Regions from separate parts of the Homo sapiens genome. Here region 2 is linked to region 1. Evidence: chromatin contacts called from ENCODE Hi-C or POLR2A ChIA-PET data. All regions are on one chromosome and are shown on one strand. The core of a region is the stretch at or near the end of the contact, and the rest is flanking DNA. Distances in the headings are between cores, read along the strand shown.

Region 1 (6,489 bases), core at 696-3,195:
TTCTCAAAAACCCTGCAAGCTGAGTCTGACTATAGCAAGGCTTGTGGTCAGACAAACAAGGGAGAAGTCCTGTTATCTCCACTTTTCGCCAGTGGCCTCAGGCAAGCTGGTTGGTCTCTCTGAGGCTCAGCTTTCTCATCCTCCAAATGGGAGTAATACTTGACTGACAGATTGCCCTAAAGCACCTCAGCTTATGTAAAGCCCTGATCTGGGCGCCTGGAACATTAGAACTGCTTGCTAACTAGAAGTTACTATTATTGCTGTTGTGGTTATTGTTTTCTTCTTAAACCATCAGGTGCCAGAGGTTTTTGTTTCTTTTTTTTTTTTTTTTTTTTTTTGAGACAAGGTCTTGCTCTGTCACCCAGGCTGGAGTGCAGTGGAGCAATCTCGGCTCACTGCAAGCTCCGCCTTCCAGGTTCACGCCATTCTCCTGCCTCAGCCTCCCGAGTAGCTGGGACTACAGGCACCCGCCACTACGCCCCGCTAATTTTGTTTGTATTTTTAGTAGAGACGTGGTTTCACCGTGTTAGCCAGGATGGTCTCGACTCCTGACTTCGTGATCCGCCTGCCTCGGCCTCCCAAAGTACTGGGATTACAGGCATGAGCGACAGCGCCCAGCGCCAGAGATTTTTGTTTCTAAAAATGGTCAAGTTTCTCTGGCATAAATCTCCGCTCATACTGCCATCATACCCCAAAGAAAGTCCCCAAAAGGACTGGCAAGTAAATTGCCAAAGGGCCCTCTGCTACCCATCATATGGTGGGCTTTCCAAGTTTGAATAAGGCAGAGGATTTCAATTACCCAGGATTACAAAGGAGGGCCTCGGATGCACCATATGGCCCAGGCCTGGCCGCCCATCGTCCTGCATGATCGGAGACTCTCGTGTGAGATATTAACATAATATCCCTTCCAAAAGCGATTACAGAGTTGCAGGCAGCAGAATGTCATTTGGTGGCCGTGGCCCGCTCTCATCAGCAGCGATGACTAAACAAACTAATCAAATCAGCACAAATTTGCACACAAGCCCAGCCGCTGGGCCTGGATATCATTTCGGTGAAGGCATAATTCTGCCTAGGATGACTTGACTAATGGGCTCCCGGTGGGCAGCCAGGCCAGCCTGCAGGGCGAGGGCGGCAGCACCCACAGGCAGCCACAGCCAGGGGCCCGGAAGGTACAGAGGCTGTGGGAGCAAACAGCAAACAGAGGGGGAGGAGAGGCAGGGAAGACACCTGTGCATTCATCACTCCAGTCTCAGTATGGGTGTATGAGCACGCGCGCACGCGCGTGTGTGTGTGTGTGTGTGTGTGTGTGTGTGTGTGTGTGGCCGCCCCATGCACCTCCCCTAGCTTCCTGAGAACACTGGCTCCAGAGCTGCTTTGTTTCAAGCCTCAGTTCTGTATTTTACTGAGTGTCCTTGAGCAAGATACTAAACATCTCTGAGCTCAGTGTCCTCATTCATAAAAATGGGGATAGTGTTTGATCTTAATTATTGAGGCTGCTATGAGGATTCAATAAAATAATATAAATAAAGTCCATCACGCAGTGTCTAATGCAAGGAGTATTCAGTGAATGGCAATTGTTACAACTATTATTACTGTTCAACAGTCTTCACCATGGACCTTCCACGGGTCAGGCCCAGGTCCTGGGAATGTCAAATTAAGGAAGGCCCTGTACTTGCCTCAAGGTGTGCACAATAAAATGGGGTGATGGACCCATAACCAGATAGTCACGCTATCCTGTGGGAAGTGCTGTGGGAGTCGCAGGGGGCTGAGAGCAAAGCGGGGGTGCCTTCACCCTGGGGCCCCAGGAAATGGTACTAGAGAAAGTGAGGCTACAGGTGAGTTCTGGACACTGAGTGGAATTTCCATAGCAGCCTGGCCAGGAAGTGGGAGTCCCGTGAGAGGGCAGACAGGTGCCTGCTGTGAGGGATGGAAACTGGGGGCGTTTACCTTCCTGCTTACACGCCAGCAGGCCATCTGCCGAAAGACTGAGGGCTTCTCAAGTATGAGGCAAGATCAGAACTTGCAGCAATGTCTGAAGAGGCTGGGATAAAGAGGACACATTTCCAGGTGTGTAAATGACAGAGGGTGCAGAGGGAGGCATTGCAGGTCCTCAGGAAGAAAAAGGTAGTAGGGGAGGTGTCCGCTGGCAGCCTGGAGGACTGGCTTCCTGCACGTTTCGGGGCAAACCCCGCCCTGTCTCTACACTCCATTTGCAGAGTGGAGGGCCAGCAGGCTCAATGCCTCCCACCTGCACTGACTTTCCTTCTATTCCACAACATTGCCACAGCCTAGGAAGCCTGCAGCATTCATGACTTAATACTTGTCTCCCAAACAGCAACCTCTTAAAACCTAAATCACTAACCTAAAGGAGGTCTTTATAATGTTACTGTCATTAATGAGCTGGGACCATTTGCCACTGATAGAAGGTAACAGTAGAAGTAAAATGAAAACTGAATGAGGAAGGTTACAGGCTTTAGTTAGAGGCTGGTCCTTCCTAAACACTTGGAGGGTGGGTGAAAGGAGACTGGCAAGTGTTAGGGGACGTGTTAAAGAAACGCCAGCACCCAGGTGAGACCCTTCTCCCTGCGTGATCACAGGCTTGAAGGAGAACTGAAGAGGGACTGCAATCCTCACTGCTTAACATGTTATTTAGAACCAGGCTTATGCACCATCTCCCTGTCCTCGCAGACCCCAAGTAATCACCCCCATCTATTGCCCCCCCTACACACACACTTTGGGAAATGCTGGTCCCAATAATCTGGATAAGCTATAAGCCCTTCGATGCTGTGAATTCAACACTTCGGAATAGGTAGGAGTGACTGGATGTGAACCACCAGGTCACTGCACCTGTCCTCCTCTCTGAGCCCCTCCCTAGTCCTACCCAATGAATGCAGACCTGGTGCCACTCCTAGGAGGTGCTGAGCCCAGCCATGGGGCCCTGGTATGGTTCCATAGATGGCAGTGCTCAGTGTGGTCTCCTCAGATTCTTGCCTGGAGGCATCTCAGGAAGGCCATCCCGCGACCCTCTCATGGTCCTACATCAGGGATATCTGTTTCCATGGCCTCCCTTCACCCACCAGCCCAGCTCAACCCCTACCTGCAACTCTAGCCCTGTGACTTCCTTCACCCCTCACTCCCAAAATGGAGGCGAAGCTCACCAAAGGCCAAGGCTGCCCTGACTACCCAGCTCCAACTGGTTGCCTCATCCGACTCCCCAGCTGCCTCCCTTTTCTCCAAAGACCTGGCTTCAAATTCTACCTCTGCTACTTGCCTGCTGGGATCTTGGACCACTTGCTTCACCTCTCTGAAACTCAGTCTCCTCATCTGCATCTTTGTCTCATCAGCTACAATGTAACTGATCTCATGAGTTTTTATTTTTTGAGAATCAAGTGAAATGATATAGGCAAACTCACTGAAATGCTGCTCAAGGGACTGAACAAATGAATGAGTGAATAATTGAATGAATGAATGAACCTAGGAGGCTTCTAATAGATGAAGAACTGGATGCAAAGTCTAGAGACCAGGGTTCAAGCCCCAGTCCAGAACTTTTCCTTCCTGAGCTTTAGTTTCCCTAACTGCCAGCAAAAAGATTAAATTTAGATGACCACAGAGATTGTTTCCAACTTTAAATGCTAAACTATGATTCAGGGTGTGAGACCAGCAAGCATACTTTTGCGAGCCCTTGCACAAAACCCAAAGCACAGGCTACACCTATAATTTCTCCAAAGCTGGGAGGCATAGGCAGGAAGGTGGCTGGCTGAAGAGTCAAGGCCAGATGAAAAAGCAGTCTCCCTTTTGCAGCAGAGTTGGCAAATGTTTAATAGCACAGGTAAAAATCACAGCCCTGCCATTTCCTAGCTGTGCAATTATCTGAAGAAAGTAATGTGAGTTGCGGGCCTCAGTTTTCCTCATCAGGATAATGGGCATAATTTTACCGTCCTCCCTGGCATGTTATGAGGATGGAAAGACAGTGTTGACTCTTACCACTTGCTCATTCTTGCTTCCTACATGTAGCAAACTCTCAACAAATGGTAATATGCTTACTTTTAACATTTTAAATGACCGTTATCCTGTTATAAGCAACAACCTTCACATTGAATACAACGGTCTAAAACTAAAGGCAGGAAGGGCCCTTTAGTGATGGCAAAGGAGTTTGGAGTTGCTCTGTTCTTCCACATCCTCCCCCCCACCACACACCTGGTCACCTGACGCAGCCAAACCTGCATAGGCCCAGAGGGATGGCAGAGGCGACCCTGCTGAGAGAGGAGCCCGGTCTTAGGGATGGACAGTGGCCCCATCCAGCTCCTGCCCCTTCTCAGTCCAGCTGAGCACACTCTGCCCTGGGGCCCTGGAGGCTGGTGTGGAGACCCCCAGCCCTCACCCTTCACACACTCACATCCCTGACACCTCTCAGGCCCACGTCACAACCTCAATAGACAGAAATTGAACATGCGCAGGCAGATGTGTGTGTTGGTGAGCACACAGCGGGCTGAGAGGTTACCAATATCAGAGGGAAGATGAGACCCTGAGTCTGAATCCTGCTGCCACCAACTCTGCAACCAGTGCAAATGACTCCACCCCTCCGGGCCTCAGTTTCCTCCTCTGTAAATGAGGAATTGTTGTAAGAATGAAGTTAAAAACCATTCAGGGAGCCCAATTAGCACAGAGTCCAGGTCACAGTTCACACTCCATCGATCCCGTCTTTTTAAAAACATTTTTAAGGGATCGCAGGTATATTTCCCTTCCCTACCTCACAGGTGGAAACCTGGGATTAGTAAAGTAGAAATCAGGAAGGAAACGTCAGCTCTTAACAGCTCCCTGGCTTTCTGAGCGAGGAAGCAGTACAACAACTTGTGAAATGGGGTTAAAGCAGGGCCCTTTCACCCTGACTGCAAATTTGAGTCGCCTGGGAAGGTTTGGAAAACCCAGTGCGGGGGCCACATCCCTGGCCAGCTACTTCAGACCCCCTGGGGTGGCAGTGGTGGAGGATTATGTTAGCCTCCCCAGGGACTTTCAGTGTGGAGCCAGGCTTGAGAACCAAAGGTTTAGATCCAAAGGATGAGCTTGGGTTCAGACCAGGCCAGCCCAGGTTGAATCCTGGCTCTATTCCTTATCAGTGTGGTCCTGTACGAGCCACTCAATGCACTCGAGTCTTGGTGCTTTAATTTGTGCAAAAAAAATGGGAATGATATAGAGATTCAGTGAGACATCCGGTGAAAGCGTGAGGCCAGGCATATATTAAGCACTCAATAAATGAGAGCCTCCTACCCTATGGGGCCTTCCAACCAATTTATATGTACAACAGATAGGACATTTAGTGAAGGCAAATGCAGCCGCAAACCATTACAAGACCATTACATTTACCTATGTATTTATTTATTTTTATTTGCTTGTTGATGTTTGTTAAACCCTACTTTGTTGTATTAATAGAAAAAAATGTAAGACTGCCAGGTATGTCTGCATTACAAATATCTATCCTGAAGTTATTCAAAATAGCACCTTTCGCTAGCAGATGTGACTGCCTCTGGTTTGGTTCCCCATTATTGAAAGGGACATCTAGCCGGGCACAGTGGCTCATGCCTGAATCCCAGGACTTTGGGAGTCCAAGGCGGGCAGATCACCAGAGGTTGGGAGTTCGAGACCAGCCTGACCAATATGGAGAAACCACGTCTCTACTAAATATACTAAATTAGTGGGATGTGGTGGCGCACGCCTGTAATCCCAGCTACTTGGGAGGCTGAGGCAAGAGAATTGCTTGAACCCAGGAGGCAGAGGTTGCGGTAAGCCAAGATTGTGCCTTTGCACTCCAGACTAGTCAACAAGAGCAAAACTCCATCTCAAAAAAAAAAAAAAAAAGAAAGAAAGAAAGAAAGGGACATCTCTTTGAGCTATGCAGTGGAGCTGGGTGCTAATGAAGTCAGGCGGGCCTGATCCCCGGTGACAGCTGCTCCTTCCCATGTTCTCAGATGGGCCCTCATGCCCACCAGCCATTTGCTTGGTATTGGGAGGAGCTGCTTTGGGACCCTGCAAACCTGTCCTGGTTACAGAGACAATCACAGCTCACAGGCCACCAGTGCCTGGTGCAGGGTGGCTGGCAGAATGTTCCAGAAAGGACAGTGCATGGAGGAGGACTCAGGAGAGCCAGGTTCCAGGCTTGACACTGGTGAAGCTCACTGGCTATGTGGCTCAAGCAGCTCCTTCTGCCTCTCTGAACCTCAGTGTCCCCTCCTCTCTAAAATGGGGATGGCCAAGACTGCCTGCCTACTCCACCCAGTCCTCATGCGGTTTCAGGGTGAAAAGGGTGGAGGGCACTGGATTTGTTTGCTGTGGCTGCTGTGACAAACTACCACAAACTGGGTAGCTTCAAACAACCATTTCTTATCGAAGCATTCCAGAGACCAGAAGTCCAAAGTCAAAGTGTGGGCGGGGCTGCACTCCCTTTGCAGGCTCCGGGGGAAAATCCTTCCTTCCTCCTCCAGCTTCTGGTGC
Region 2 (6,990 bases), core at 4,275-6,774, 260 kb before region 1:
TTCATTGACAAAGACTCAAAACTGAACCTCCCAGATACGGACTTTCATTATTAACTAAACATTGGGTTTTTCACTTTTGTTGGGCATTTGGCCTTCAACTGATAACTGAATGCTTAGATCCTGGGCTTACTCCCTGTATACATATTGAAGGCTACAAATAAAAAGAACTCTGCAGGGCAGGCAGCAGGTGAACTAACAGTACAGGCCAAAGACACAACCACCCACCGACGCTTATAGGCTTACATAAGAATGCACACTGGCCACAGTACTTATATGACTGAAGATTTTTTCCTATTGGTTTGTGCTGCATTAGCTGAACAGTATATTCCTAATATTTTAAAATGTTACATTCCCAGTCAAGAAAGCATCATCTACTTGTGTTAAAAAGAAATAAGTATATTAAAAGAAATCTGAGTTAAAAGTTTTATTCATTCAACATCTCACATTACAAATATTTAAAAATTATATGCATACTGGTATAAATAGTCATTTGCAAACTATTTAATAACATTAATTTTTCACTAGCACTTCAACAAATGAACTCTTTTAAAAAAGGAACTGTGTTATATAACTTAAGAGTAGAACATACAAAAATAGGAACTTAACGTGAAAATGACTTTAATAAAAAATGAATTACCCTTATTTAAAATGCTATAATAAATACTACAACCTCCCCATACACAGTAAAAACTATATGGAAATTCAGCCAAGTAGTACAATTAACTGACATACTTAAATAACTTTTCCTTCTGATAATATGAGCAATACACTGGAAAAAAAATTAGGGATTAGTAAAAACTAGACACCCACTTGCTAAAAGTTTCACTTCCAAAAAATATAACAAAAATCTGATGAAAATTATAAAAACTAATTATACTTTAAATTTTAAAAATATAAAAAATAAAACAGTTGAATACAATATTGTCCCGATTCTTACAATGCTATCAATCACAGTAGCTTTAAAATAATAAAATAAAGCAAATGACCAAAACCTCTTTTATTCCATTTTTAAAAATAATCTCAAATTTACATTAGTAGAAAGATTGATTTCTGATTCTTTTCTTTAGAAACACCAGCAAGAAAGAGGATTACTCTTAACAGTAGAAAATGACATTTTTAAATGTCTGCAATTAAAAACAAAGAATTACACTGCAAAGATCTTTCAAAAGTTTGAAATAAGTATTGCACATAACTTGAAGTTAACTTGCCACAATTCATCACATTCAAGTTTTAAATCACCTTTTAACAGAAGATTCAACTCTTCAAAACAAAAGGGGTGAATTATCAAGTCTTTCCAACAGCACTCTCATAAAATGCTAAATTCATTCACTGCAAGTTTTATTTTGCATTCTGCAGAGGTCTGTGTATGGAGAAGTATATATATTATACCAAAGCGCAGGGACCAGAAGGGGAAAGGAGAGGGTTCCTTTACATAGAAAATAATCAGAAACACTTTATTTTACATTGCAAAAATCACCATGTAATTACTCTGTAACTACATTGTAAGTACATGGCTGGCGCCATGCTAGTGCGCTAGAACTACATGCTTGGTGAATTGAAGTGATGCCCTACAATCTGTAAACTAATTACATGTTAATTATGTTTGAGTTACATGGTAACTCCCAACTACAATCCCATGTAATCTGAAGAACATGTAATCATAAAGTTCAGAGTAATAGATAATCATTGTTTATGCCCTGTAAATTGAAGTGTAACCAATAATCTGTAAACACACTTGTCACACAATCACAAGTAAATATTAGTAGAATAACAATTTCTTACATTAGTCATGCACACTAACATTACACACCTGTCCCAAGGCAGGCTATTTTTTTTCCTTATATATAATTTAAAAGAGCAGACATCTCTGAATCAAACACTTAACATCAATTTATTAATATTAAAAATGGCTAAACATTCACCAAAAATGTCTGCATTTTATGAATAATTTTAAAAACTTAGTAAGAAGCTGTAGACAATTTTGTTATTTTAATTTCTACCTTATGCTTATGCATTTAATTTTTTTTTTAGGAACTACAGTGTTATCTGTCATTTTCATGCGAATTTTTTTCATTAATTTGTGACTTTACATAGACTATTTCTTAAATTATAGGTACACCAATAGCTGGTGCTGGGGAAGGATGTTTAAGCAACATGCTTTCTCTTCTCTGCAGACTCTAAAATAGCATTGCCAGTGCACGACATTCATAATTTAAAATGTATGCAGAGCACTGAAATGTATAAAAAGCAGAATATAAGAAAATAAAATTTATTAAAATTATTTATATTAAAAAATGAAGTATATGAAGATCTCTCAGTAATAAAAGTACAAAAAGCTACTCTTTGCAATATGAAAAATTGAGGTATTGCATAAAGAGATATCCCGTCAGTGAAAAGTGTGCCTAAAAATGTTCACTGTTGGAAAAACAAGATATACAAAAGTAGTGCATAACAAATATACATTATGTGCATGACAAAATAAGTTAGCTACAAAAACACTGTACCGAAATTCAGCAGGTCATGTACAAAGGGAAAAATTATTATTCAAAGCTAGTTCTCAAACAGTGTTATTTCTTGTTAACTCATCACACCTGTTTACTGAGTAGGAACAGCACGATAGCACACCCCAAGCCACCTACAAGCATTTAAAAGAGTAAAAAGAGGCAAATGAACATTCCAATTAGAATCATGTAGTTCAGGAGAAAAGAAAAAAAAGTCCCTGACCAGCTACACAAGAGCACCCTCCATTCGCATGACTGCTTTCAGTATTTGCAGGGAATTCTTTAAAAGCAGCTCCCTTTCTATGTTTGAATATTAGACAGCAAATGCCTCCATTTTGACCTTTGGAACTTAACAGGTATAGTTCATTAAAGCCTGTATTAAAAGTAAAGGGCTGCTTTTCCTAAAGATCATCCATAGGGGTCATAAGCCAGGTGGTTCCACAGCAGTGCTGGGGCAAGTCTTTGGTTTTGAAGGATCCAAGATGGTACTGTTAGGTAGCGCAACTAGCAAGATTGCCATTCGATCATATTATTTCATGTTTTGCCCACTGATAATAAACCTTTTAATGATGGATAGGGCATTTAATAAGAGAATGTCAATTAAAATAAAAGTTACTTCCATGACTAGGGCTTCAAGAGACTATTTTAAATTTACCCCTGAAGCATACTGTTCAACACATAACGCCTTTCAAAGCTAGAATTTTATTTATAATAAAGCATGCATTACTTGATGAAGTTGGCACTTCAAACACTGACTATGTCCCATGCTAAATTCGGAAACTGTAATGTTATTTTAGTTTATAGGAAGAGTAAGATAAACATACGTACCTTTGCACAGATTTACACAGTTACTTAGTTCAACAGTGCAAAACACTTTGCAACTACTTCACTTTTTTTAACTGTTTTTTCATTTTCTATGTTACAACTAAATTACAGGATACCCAAAGTAACTTTAAATCTAAAAGTAAGCCAATCAGCAGCCAAATTATATATTGGTTTTGTCTTCCAGTTTTGGCTACAAGTGTACTGTAACACAAAATCAAAAATGATATCCTTGAGGTATCTCTAGATCTGTTGTTGTTTTTTAACGTCAAAATGGAGAGCAAAGGCTGACATCTGATGAGTATTAGTAAATTAGGATATAGAGTTTATATATAAACATCAAAAATAACATTTATACATTTATTCTTCAGGAGAGGAAATGCTAGGTTTCCCACCAGTTGTCATTAATTCTAGCTTTGGTAGGTTTCCTGGGGCTTTGACCAGATAAGTAAGTTAAATAAATAAGTGCACTCCCCTCAGTAGTAAATTTACCCAATTTTTACATTCTGAATTTTAAAAATTGTTTAAGAGAAAATAAACCTAGCTCTGCCTACTTTACTATTTTTTTTTTATTTTTTCTGATGTGGTGGTAACTTTTTGAGGGATAATGAAATTATGTTCAGCCTCAAAACCCTGAAAATTAATTATAATGCTGCTCAGTCTTGCTTATGCATTTGTTTGCTCTAACATGCTCTTTCCATTAAAAATTGTTAACTTCCTCCATTGCTGTTAAAAAAATTAAAAAGGGATGGAAAAAAGAGAGAGACAAAAAAGATGAAAAAAAAAAAAAAAAGAAAGGAAAAGGCAAAAGCACTTCCCTGGGGGAAAAACTGTCAGATAGACCGATAGTGTTATTGTTGCATGGTTATTTTAATAAAAGTATTCTTATATGTTATATTATTAACAATAATTTAATTAAAAACCCAAAATACTCTATTGTTTCATTTCTCTTTTAATATTTCTCTCTCTCCTCTAAGAAAATGTTGCAGGAAGTTTGGATCCTCTTGGTTTCCAGCAAAACAAGAGAATAAAACTTCCATGCAACCCGATGGCAATACGAAAAAGGAGTTCATATTGTTTGCAGTGACACAAGAATCTACAAAACACCTATATTATAGGTCATTCTTTTCATTATACTATAGTTAAGTTACAGACTGCTACAAAAGGACATGCCAGCGTGAAGAGGTTGAGGAAGGGGTCAGAATGAACAGAAGAGTGCACTTATTCTGAGGCCTGAAAATGAGCACTGCAGTTATCCTTTAGTTCCAGCGGAATGAAATATGCCGAGGGCGGTCACCGCCTTCCTTCACCAGGGGCTTGTGGAATTCCCTGCCAGCACGAGAATGGATAGCAGCCCAGCAATATTCACAGTAATACTGCAGACAGGTAACATTAGCACAGAAAAATGGAGCAAATTTCCCCCCACAACGGGCCCCCTGACATTCATCACACAGCTGATCATCCAAGACATATGGCTTAACTTCCACCTGCAATCAAAAATAAGAGTTTACATTTTTCAGTGACTAGGCCAGCAATGCTTACCATACATGTACATTTCCACCCACTATCTGAATGAATCTGTTCCAAGGTGCCCAAAGAGGAAGGACTAATTATTCATTTACTGAAATATGGATAGTTCATCTTTTAAGAACCTAGTAAGGCTTTTATTATCTATCATTTTACATTTTTTTCTTATTAAATAAACATCCTTTAAAGGAAAAAGGATTTGAGCAGACATCATGAAGTGAAGCCAACTGTTTAGACTAGAATGTTATGAGATTAAACCCACAGGAGATTATTCATAGACATAAACCCTCATTTTAATTAGTGGATCTGGATTTTTGTCATATGTGGAATCATAATTTAAACAAAATCAACTAAGATGATCCAAGTTCCACACAACTGCACTTCAATATTCAAGTTGGTGTGAAGATGCCTGACTACTGCGTCACAAGATTCTGAGCTGTCGTAAAAAGCCTGGCTCGTGGTTTCTATTTATAGTGTACACATGTTGGGTTATAATCACAAACCTGGAACTCTGTTAAAAAAAAAAAAAAAGATGCAGCCATAGGATTCACAGTCTAAAACCCTGCTTTGTTCTTTCTCAGTAAGAATGGTTCACCTGAGTCTAAAAGTCAGAGGTGAATTTCTAAAACTGGGCCTGTTCCAGCGTTCTATCGGCCAACCTGTCATGTGAACCTTTCAAGCATTAACAGTCACCTGGTTATTAATTCATCAGCTAGAAAAGAGCTGGTTATTTTTAGTCTGGAGAGATTCATGGCTGAAACTCCCTTACAGCAGGCTGTCACCAGCACTGGTGCCACCCAGCTCTGACAAGGAATCCTGACCAAGATTAGCCATGAACAAAAGGAGAAGAACATGCAGTGAGTCATGATTGTGATTCTGTGCTCCAGCCTGGGTGACAGAGTGAGACCCTCCCTCTAAAAAAAATTTTTTAACTAAAAAAATAAAAGTACAAAAGGAGAAGAAGAGTGTCACGAAGCCCAGGAAGAGCAGGCATAAGGAGAGCACTGGGCTTCTGGCCTCTAGGCTGCTCCATAATGTCTACAGAGTGACATGAACACTGGGCAAAGGATTTCATTGCAGAGGAACACAAATTCAGTCTGAATTTCTAATGACCAATCCCACAGCTCTGAAACTTATGTTGGAATAAGGCAGTGAGATGTAGGTATTTTTTAGTGTGCATAAAAAACCAAGTAGGCCAGGCATGGTGGGTGGCTCATGCCTGTAATCCCAGCACTTTGAGGGGGTGAGGCAGGTGGATCCCTTGAGGTCAGGAGTTTGAAACTGGCCTGACCAACACGGTGAAACCCTGTCTCCACTAAAAATACAAACATTTGTTGGGCATGGTGGTATATGCCTGTAATTCCACCTACTCGGGAGGCTAAGGCAGGAGAATCACTTGAACCCGGGAGGCAGAGGTTGGAGTGAGCTGAGACTGTACCACTGCACTCCAGCCTGGGTGACGGAGAGAGACTCCATCTCAAACAAACAAAGTAGGCATGTTAACATACTAATCTTGTCCCTCCCCCATGCTTAGAATAGAACAGATACTTTTCTCTTTAATAGATTCACAGTTTGTAGGATGACCACCACTATCTTAAATTTTTTTACTGCCAGTGAAGTAGACTGTACATGACATGAAACATAAAAAGCAAAAACTGCTACTGACTTGATGATTTTTACATCTTGAATTGAGAACAACACGATAAAATCAATCTATTTTAGCACAATGCCTCAGAGTGATGGATATCAAAGTCAGCATGCATGAAAGTGCCAGTGTGCCATGAAATAAAAAGGTGACCCCAAAATATAAATCAATATATTGCTTCCCTCATCAATAAAGGCTTTCTATGAAAAAAAAATCGCCAGCTGGACCAAACATTGTGCCCAGTAATGTGGTTGATTACACATTCTGGTCTAAATTCCTATCTCACTACAAACTAAGTTTACAGACTGGAGGTCAGTCCACAGGCCACACTCTGAGTAGTACTGGCAAGTGATACAGTTCTATCTGCTAGGAAATAAACTCATGAGGACAGGAACTTCTTGCCCTAAGCACTAAAACGTTTGTTGAATACATGAAACACCAAGCTAAGGAATAAATCGGTGAGAGGTGGCGGCTGTGGAAAAAGAAAAAAAAAAA

Evidence for each region. Hi-C counts contacts between places; a loop is a spot of excess contacts on that map. ChIA-PET counts read pairs that join two places held with the same protein, here RNA polymerase II (POLR2A). Pooled maps may share reads with other maps.
Region 2: a pooled map shows a loop between it and region 1 (1.9-fold over the local background). The contact joins two enhancer-like sites. A Hi-C loop is called at or near these places in 1 of 37 single-sample maps with no recorded cell type and 3 of 50 pooled maps. POLR2A ChIA-PET finds 5 or more read pairs at or near these places in 4 of 52 experiments (H1, OCI-LY7, PC-9 and 1 more).

Annotation. Positions count from the first base shown.
Region 1 is chr5:173,693,812-173,700,300 of GRCh38, reverse strand. The region is part of intron 1 of LINC01942 (long intergenic non-protein coding RNA 1942); the gene reads right to left. Among named protein-coding and RNA genes, the nearest start is that of LINC01942, 7.6 kb to the right of the region's middle. Within about 2 kb of position 1,945, at least 3 of the 41 ENCODE cell types and tissues checked have a DNase peak (open chromatin) inside an H3K27ac peak, as active enhancers do.
Region 2 is chr5:173,953,730-173,960,719 of GRCh38, reverse strand. CPEB4 (cytoplasmic polyadenylation element binding protein 4) reads right to left here. Exons shown (of 10, transcript NM_030627.4): 10 at 1-4,810. The coding sequence ends at 4,583. Among named protein-coding and RNA genes, the nearest start is that of C5orf47, 32 kb to the left of the region's middle. Within about 2 kb of position 5,524, at least 6 of the 41 ENCODE cell types and tissues checked have a DNase peak (open chromatin) inside an H3K27ac peak, as active enhancers do.